2 separate regions of the Homo sapiens genome follow, and region 2 is linked to region 1. A link is an interaction called in ENCODE POLR2A ChIA-PET data of the cell type or tissue named here. Cell type or tissue: Caco-2. All regions are shown on one strand. Each heading gives the region's core, and the rest is flanking DNA. Links, peaks and the distances in the headings are about the cores only. Region 1 has its middle 47 kb from the start of EHF. Region 2 overlaps LOC102723568 (a long non-coding RNA gene).

Evidence for each region. ChIA-PET counts read pairs that join two places held together with the same protein. Peaks named below come from ENCODE experiments on the same cell type or tissue, not always from the same donor. Only the 100,000 strongest peaks of a DNase experiment are listed, where the experiment ranks them.
Region 2: POLR2A ChIA-PET joins it to region 1 with 5 read pairs; 5 of 35 experiments call an interaction of 5 or more read pairs at or near these places.

Annotation. Positions count from the first base shown.
Region 1 is chr11:34,666,090-34,670,483 of GRCh38, forward strand. No RefSeq gene overlaps it. Among named protein-coding and RNA genes, the nearest start is that of EHF, 47 kb to the left of the region's middle. In Caco-2, for the core only: no CTCF peak of the experiment used is centred there; a DNase peak (open chromatin) is centred at 2,152.
Region 2 is chr11:34,828,419-34,832,812 of GRCh38, forward strand. The region is part of intron 6 of LOC102723568 (a long non-coding RNA gene); the gene reads left to right. Among named protein-coding and RNA genes, the nearest start is that of APIP, 86 kb to the right of the region's middle. In Caco-2, for the core only: no CTCF peak of the experiment used is centred there; no DNase peak of the experiment used is centred there.

The DNA.
Region 1 (4,394 bases), core at 274-4,273:
CCTCCCAAAATTCATTACTTTTATAGTATTTCTTATCCCTGCTAGAACATAAGCTCTTGGAGAGCAGGAGCCAGAAACTTCCATGTTGGCCAATGTGTTCCTAGAGCGACAATGTGCCTGACATGTCCCCCTGACCCCATAAATATTTGTAGAATAAATAAATAAATAAATACATAAATAAATAAAGGACATGCTTATTTTCAAATTCCAAGGCCTTTCTTTTTTTGACTTTATGATTTTTGACACTGGTGACACCCTACCCCCTTTAATTTTGGAAAATAATCTAAGCCCTTGTTTTCCGCACCAATGAAATTCTTGCCCTCTGCTTTCCTGAGTATTCGTTCTTCAGTTCTTTCTCTTCCCATTCTTCTGTCTGTGTTCCCCAAGATTAAATCCTCAGCCCCCTTCTTTCTCCCCATTCTTTGCCTCAAAGTTTAGCCTCTTGAAAGGTCAGCCTCAAGAAACTTCATAATGATATAAGGGAGGTACAGACTGTTTTCTTCCTGGTCCTGACTTCAACTCTAACTGGCTGGAGACTATGAACCTGTCATTTCTCCATTCCTTAGTTTCTTCTTCTATGAAATGGGGACATACCTTCTTCTCAGTGTTGTGGGAATCAAGCAAACAGATTCTAGCCCCTGTTCATTTCATAATTTTTTTTTTTTTGAGATGGAGTTTCGTTCTTGTTGCTCAGGCTGGAGTGCAATGGTGCAATCTCAGCTCACCACAACCTCCGCCTCCTGGGTTTGAGCGATTTTCCTGCCTAAGCCCCCTGAGTAGCTGGGATTACAGGCATGCACCACCATGCCTGGCTAATTTTGTATTTTTTTTTTTTTTTTAGTAGAGACGAGATTTCTCCATGTTGGTCAGGCTGGTCTCAAACTCTCGACCTCAGGTGATCCGTCCCCCTCAGCTTCCCAAAGTGCTGGGATTACAGGTGTGAGCCACCACACCCGGCGCATTTAATAATTTTAAAGGGTTTATATGTGCAGGCATTGTGCAAAGCACTTTGATTTTATTTTTTCTTGTAACCCTCACTCTAACCTCACGAGACAAGTTTGGGAAATTGAGGTTCAGAGAGGTGAAGAATTGTACCTGAGTTCATTCTGCTGATGTGGAAGAGCTGCTATTTGAATCTCTGCCTGGCTGAAACCGGAATTTAGGTCTTAAACATAATGTTCTATTGTCTTCCTTTGAAAGCATTAAGAAAATAAGTAAGCACTAAACAAAGTAAGAAACTTATTTTTGAATTTATGATGACCCAAAGAGAGGTATTAATATTTAGAGTGTCTAGTATGGGAATACAATGATAACTAGTCAACATGGTGTCTTCAAGTCATTTTACCCTGTGTTAAAGGGCATAACTGACCGTCGCTGGGTAAGGACTAAGATTCAAAGAGGATTTGATATCTGATCTGCCTTAAAATCATAGCCCCAGAGCTGGAAGATTATTTGGTACAAACTCTTCTCATAAGAGTTTAGAGAGCTTAAAGAGCAAACTCAAGGTCACCCAGGCTCTTGGCTAGAAGGGGAAACCAGTCTTCCCACTTTCCTCTTCAAAAATCCCACCCAATGTGAATCTTCTTGGCCATGGTCCCCCCATATTCACAGGGCTCTTCCATCCTCAAAGCAGAGACATCTTCAGGGAAGCTCCTTTTTCCTCCTGGACTCCATGGTGATACCACGCAACTTTCTTGTGCTGATTCCTCAAATCCAGCCAACATCATCTTCCCTCTGGGCCACAGCCAAGTCAGGCAGGAAGAACTGCACATCCTAGACATTGGTGGAAGGGCCGATGTATGGAACCAGAGGGACCATGTCAGCGCTGTTAAGAAATGATGGATGCAAAAGTCCCAGCACTTCTGAGGAAGGGACACAGAGTGTTCCTGGAATCTGGTAAAAGATCCCATTAATCATCACTTCTGTCTTCTCTCCTCTGCTTCACTGTGTGTATGTGTGTGTATGTGTGTGTGTGTTTATGTGTTGTATGTTTGTATGTCTGCCTGCCCTTCTCTCTCTTGCTCTCTGTGTCTCTTTCAGAGTCCCTGTTCCTTTCCCATACCCTTCCTTCTTCTTGCTCACCTATCCCTTTCAGACTCCTTCCCCCTCCAAACCTGTCTTTCCAGGTTGCTGAAAGACAGAGCCAACAAGAGGACAGTCCAGGACCAGGAATGGTGCCATCTCTCTGAAAGCCTCAGCGGTGACAATAACAAATGGTATTTACCTAAGAGTTATTAACACATCAACTGTTCTCTCCTTTACTGTTTAGTCATGTCACTCAGCACTAATGGACTTTTCCAATGGCAAACAGAAAGAGAAGAAGGAAAACAAACAGTGCATTCACACTAGATAGAATCAGTGATCCCTGCTGAAGCTGTGAAAACAGAGGGCATCTCTTAGGTTTGACCTGAGGACACGTCTCACCTGGATGTGGATTGCAAGATTCTGGGCCTATGCTGGACTCTCCACCAAGGTTTCCTATGAGAGAGAAAGCAAGGAGAAGTGAAGGACATGGCTTCATGGTGCAAGAAATAAGTGCTTTACTTATTCAACACTTTCAACTATGAATTGATGACAATCAAGGTTCACGGCACTAGGTGCTGCCATATTGCACCAGACAGACTGAAGACAAGGTTGTGAGTGGTCCAAGTTCGCACAGTAGGTCAGCATGAGAGCTCATCTCACTTCCAGTTTTACTCCACCATGCTGCCTCCATTGATGCTCATTCTTCTCTCTCTCTCTTTTTTTTTTTTAAAGACAGGATCTCACTTTGTCACCCAGGCTGGAGGGCAGTGGCATAATCAGGGCTCACTGCACTCTTGACCTCCTGGATTCAAGCAGCTCTCCAGCCTCAGCTTCCCGAGTGGCTGGGACTACAGGTACACATCACCACAACTGGCTAATTTTAAAATTCTTTTTTAGAGACAGGGGCTTTCTATGTTGCCCAGGCTAGTCTCGAACTCCTGGACTCAAGCAACCCTCCCACCTTGGCCTCCAAATCCATGCCTGGGATTATAGGCATGAGCCGCTGTTCCTGGCTCCATTCTTTCTTTAGTAAGGAAACTGGAATACAGGCTAACAGAGTAAAAAGCACAGGCTTTTGAGTTGGAACAACTCTTGTTTTAATTCACATACCTTCACTTACAAGGTGGGTGACCTTGGACAAGTGGCTTAAACTCTTTAAGCCTCAGCTTCCTCATGAAAAAGCAGAGGTTCTAAGTGGGAGCTTATACTTATGGGGAAGAGAACCAAATAACTAGGGTATTACATTGCAGTATGATCAATAACGGGGAACTGCAGGGAGACAGTATGCCTGGTTTCCAGGCATGGCTGTAACTCTAAGTAGCCATGGACCCTACGCAAGTTTTAAAAACGCTATTGCCTTAGTTTCTTTGCCTGTAAATCACTGTAAATCAATAGATTGGACTAGATCATCTCAGGCCATTCCAAACAGAAAGTTCCAGGAATTTATGAAAATAAGTTTGAATCAAGTCCAACATTTCTTTAAATGTTTATATCTCAGCCACACTATTTAAAAATGGCTTCCCTTATGCCCCTAGAACGGATTGGGAGCTAAAGTGAATGCTGAGTCATCTCTAGTGGAGTTTTAGGGTTGAGTAGGTGGGAGGGGAGTGGAGAAAAAATCAGCAGAGCCTGGATCCCTGGACATACTTAGCCAATTCCAAGGGATGCTGTCCTTTCGGATCTAAGAATTGTATCCCCATCTGCTAACACTGCTTCTTGGGGACCTGGCTCACAGGTAACCATGAAGGCTGATACTGATTAAGTGTTTACTCTGTGTCAGACAAAGTGTCGCACTTTACCTGTATTTCACTTAACTCTATGAGCAAGGTGCTGTCATTATTATCATCTTTCCCTGGGGAGGAAGATACTGAGATTCAGAATAATTATGTAAATTTCCCAAGTGGCAGAATTAGGATTTGAACCCAGCTCCCAAGCAATGGCATTTCTTTCAGTGAAACTCCTAAACTGCTAAAGGAAGCACTGCCTGAGGTTTGAACAGCTAAGAGAAGTCCCTTCTTTCTTTGAGTCTGCTTTCTTAGAAACAGGAAGGAAGTAGACTTTTGCCAAAAACACAAAAATAAACAGGTCCCTGGGGCACCATGTGTAATTTGAAATTCAAAACTCTTGAGAGATGTTGCCTTTTCTTGAGTCTGGTTGGTCCCAGCAATGCTAATGATGGAATCACAGATTGGACTCTCAGGGAGCTCCTGCAACAGGAATACCCTACATGTCTACTAAGAGTGTTGGTCTTAGGGAGTATGTTTGGTGTGTGAGTGATGCAAAGTTAGGATACAAGATGGCAGAAAAAAGAAAGGTGATCTCTGGTCCTGGCAGCCAGGAAATCCTCCCCCAAAGCATGGAATTTAATT
Region 2 (4,394 bases), core at 142-4,141, 160 kb after region 1:
AAAATAAAAAGATAAGACACCAATTGGTAGAAAGTATTTACCAAATACACATTTGATAAAGGATGTTTATCCTGTCTAAACTGAATAATAAGAAAACAAACAACACAATTAGAAATAAGGAAAAGGTTTAAATCGATACCTCACAAGAGAAGTTACATGGATGCCAAATAACCACATGAAAAGATGTTCGACATCTTTAGTTATTAAGAAAATGCAAATTAAAAACAAAATGAAATACCTGTGTATACCTAGCAGGTTGGCAAAACCAAAAAGCAGATAATATGAAGTACAATGAGGATGTGAAGCACTTAAATTTTCATACACTGTTGATGGGAATGCAAAAATGGAACAACCACTTGGAAATGATTTGGTAGTTTCTTACAAATTTAAACCTGCTTATCATACGACCCAGGAAATCCCCTAAACATTTATGCAAGAGAAATGAAAACCTACATTCGCGCACAAAAAAGTTGATATGTGAACATCTATAGATGCTTTAGTCACAGCAACCAAACCCTGGAATAATACAAGTATCCTTCAACTCGTGGGTAGATAAACTGTGCATCCATACAATGGAATACTATTTAGCAATTTTAAAAAGGAATGAAAAAGAAAAAAAATGGATCAATCTCAAAAGCTCTGTGCTGAATGAAGGAAGCTAGATTCAAAAGGCCGCATACAGTATGTGTGTGATTCCATTTATATAACATTCTGGGAAAAGTAAAACTATAGGGGCAAAAATCTGATCAGTGGCTGCCAGGGGCAGGGTCCAGGGGAGGTGATTGACTATAAAGGTATTGTATCCATTTCCTAGGACCGCCATCACAAAATACCGCAAACTGTGTGACTTCAACAGAAATGTATTGTCTCAGAGTCCTGAAGCCTGGAAGTCTAAAGTCAAGATGTTGGCAGAGTTGTCTCCTTCTGAGAGCTGCAAGGGGAGGATCTGTCCAGGCTCCTCTCCTTGGTGTCTCTTCTTCTCTCCAGCCATGAAGATGGCTGCCTCCATGTTCACATCGTGTTCCCCTTGTATGTGTCTGTGTCCAAATGTCCCTTTTTATAAGAGCATCAGTCATTTTGGGTTAGGGCTTACCTTAATGACCTCATTTTAACTTGATTATTACCTCTATAAAGACCCTATTTCCAAAAAAGGAGACATTCTGAGGTAGTGAGGGTTAGGACTTCAACATAGGAGTTTTGGGGGACATAATTCTCCCCATGACAGGAGCACAAGAGAACGTTTTGGAGCTGGAACCATACTACTCTATCTTAATTGTGATGATGGTCCCATGTATGTGTGTATTTGTGAAAAGTCATAAAACTACACTTTTTAGTCTGAATTTAGGGTGAATTTTGCCACTTGTAACATAACTTGATTTTTTAAAATAAAAAATAAGGCAGATCTCCCAAATTTTTCCTCAAAAGATTATTATTCATTCTGATCTACTGCACTTCCCTGTCTATACTGTATGTTCTCAGCATTCATGAAGGCAAGAGATTGTTTTCCAGAACCCTGAAGTAGGTCACAGTTTCATCCAAAAAAGGCTATTTTGCTGCTCTATGAATGTCTCTGCAACCAACATTCCACCAAAGCATAAAGATTTCATGAATTGTCTTTCCTGAGAGGCAGGAAGTAACACAAAGTGAGGACCAGCTGGGAAAATCTGGTTCGGGACCTGCAAAGGTGAGCTGGAGCTGCTCTCCACCCACTGCAGGTAGAAGCTGCACACTCTGCCCACAAGCCTCTGTAGTCTCAGCCCCCAACCTGAGGCCATTCAGAGGTCACCTGCAGGAGAGGGAGACAAGATATCAAATGACCTGCCAGCTATACTCAGATACACAGGAAAGAGCCCAGCAGGTGACCTCATATCTTCACGGGAGGGGAATGTAAGGCAGAAGCTGGGGGGTGTACTACATGTGGGTTAGACATAGACGTCTTCACAAGGCAGGAAAAGCATTGGAAGGGGCCAAAGACAACAACCGTTGGGGCCCCCCGTCTCCCCATCCCTGGAAGCTTCTCCTGCCTGTGCATTCCCCTCTGTCTTTTCCTGCCAGCGTCTGACATGGAGCCATTCCCCAGGGTTACTTACTATGTACCAGCTCAGGCCAAACAGAACCACCTGGCCAGCAATGGAAGCAGAAAGAAAGACCAAGGTTTGTGACAGCATATCTGAAGCCAGCCCTCCGCTTTCAGGAAAGACATTCTCATTGTAGACAGCCCCTTCTTGGCCAGTCTGCACAGGGGTGGGGTGGCTGAGACTGGGAACTGAATGGGGAGTCAGTTGGAAAGAAAGGGGCACACAGCTTATCTCCCTCAAGAGGCTGGATCGGAATGTCCCCAGAAGTGTCTGAGCTGGGTTTGAAGGCCCGTGGAGACACATGGCTGCATGCTAGGCCAGGCTGCTGTTGGCACTGGGCGCGCTGCCCGGAGGCCTCCGAGATGCTTGACAGCACCACCTCCATTCTTTCCGGTTATCTGTCAGAAATGACATCACTGTTTTGTTAACCTTCTCATCCTCCGCATGTTTGTGGATTCTCCATCTAGCTTCTATCCCATCTGGCCTTGCTGTTCTGTCTCTTTGTGTTTTTATTTCAGGTGCTTAAAACACACACACACACACACACACACACACACACACACACACACACACACACACACACACATACACAACTCCTCCCCCTAATTTAGTTCCTAAACTGAAACAAAAAACCTTCTATTTTCTCAGGCTTAGTTTTCTCCTCTGTAAAAGGGGTAAAAGATGGGTGTTTCTTTTAGTTCTGTATTCAAAGAGTAGATTAGACTCAGAGGGTCTGAATTTCCCAAGTATTTTTTTTTTCTCACACGTTTATAAAGACTACTGGTAACTACCGTGCGTCACACACAACACACACACTCACACGCACTCATTTCATCTTCGCAATAACCCTGTGGGGTACTATTATTATCCCCATGTGTGATATTCATTCCCTAGGCCTGCCATAACAAAGTACCACAAACTGGGTACAGTCACACATGAGGCAACCGAGACACAGAACTTAACAGATGTCTCTCATGTCACATAGCTGGTCCAAGGTGGCAGGCATGCAGGGATGGATTCCAGGTTTCTTGACACCAGCATTAGTGCTCCCTAACTATGCCACTCCGGTATTTCAAGGCCAGCTTGCATCTTCGCTGTGTGGTTGCTGGTGCGTCATTTGGGCTCTCTGAGTTTAACTTTCCTCATTGGGCAGATGGAGACAGTCACACGGTTCTTGTCAGAAGTAGCAAGGTGTTCTGTGTGGAAGCTGCCGAGCCCACATAGATGTCCCCCACTCCACAAGAACGCTCCTCTTCATTCTCACTTGTTCTCTTTCCCTTGCTTTTATGTTGGCTGCTATTTAGGAAATGATTATGCTGCCTTTCCCTTGATATTCTAAATAACAAGAGCCAAACTTGTGGGGAACTCATTACACGCCAGGTATTGCACTTAGCTCTTGGTATGCTTTGCCTCATCTGCCTTTTATTTAACCTCACAAGAACCCCAGGAGGCAGGTGCGACAATTATCCCCATTTTGCTGGTGAAGGTGAGGCACCAAGAGGCTGGGTAACTTGCCCCAGGTGACACTGCCAGTTAGCGGTGGAGTCGGTACTCAAAATGAGGTCTCTGTGACCCATTCTGTTACCTAACTGCTATCGCACCAAGAAAGGAACTAGGGTGAGGGCAGGGAGAAATTATGTGGCTCACATTGGAGGCAGCTTGTAAGTTTCACCCACAAGCAATAGCAAGAATCTAAGTTAGGGGAACATTTACAATTACTTTTTAAAAATCAGCCGTCTCATCTTTTTCTCATAATTCATACTATTGGTCAATAGTGGACTTCTTCACATATTCAGATATAAGAGAAGCCACTCTGACATGTAGTTCTAGATGTACAAACCCAGATATGTAAAGATATGGAGAAGAAAATAAACTTCGACGGCTCATAGCCTATTGATCTAAGTCAAACACAAGATTGAAAAGACCCCTGCTGCTGTCACTTAGATGTCAGGTCTTCACCTCCAAATCCCTGATTAGCACTTTGCATTGTCCTGGACAGAGAGAAAATCCTTAATAAATTGTGTAGGGCTGGGTTTTTTTCTAGTCTTTTTTTCCCGTCCACCACCAAAAATTCGAGTTTCCCATGTTCCAGGAAGTGGGGAGGCAGTGGCTGGGAATGGTCCATGACCAACAGCATGGTAGGCTCCACTGGGCTCACAGACCCATGGAACCAGGGAGCACTTTTGGGTATGGGGTCACAGAGCTGAGCGGCATGAATCAAGGCCTATCTCAAGCAGGGCCCACTCCAAAATGTGAGATAGATAAGTCTAGCATCAATGCCTGGCAGCCTTCCTTAGCAGGCACCTCTCCATCCCC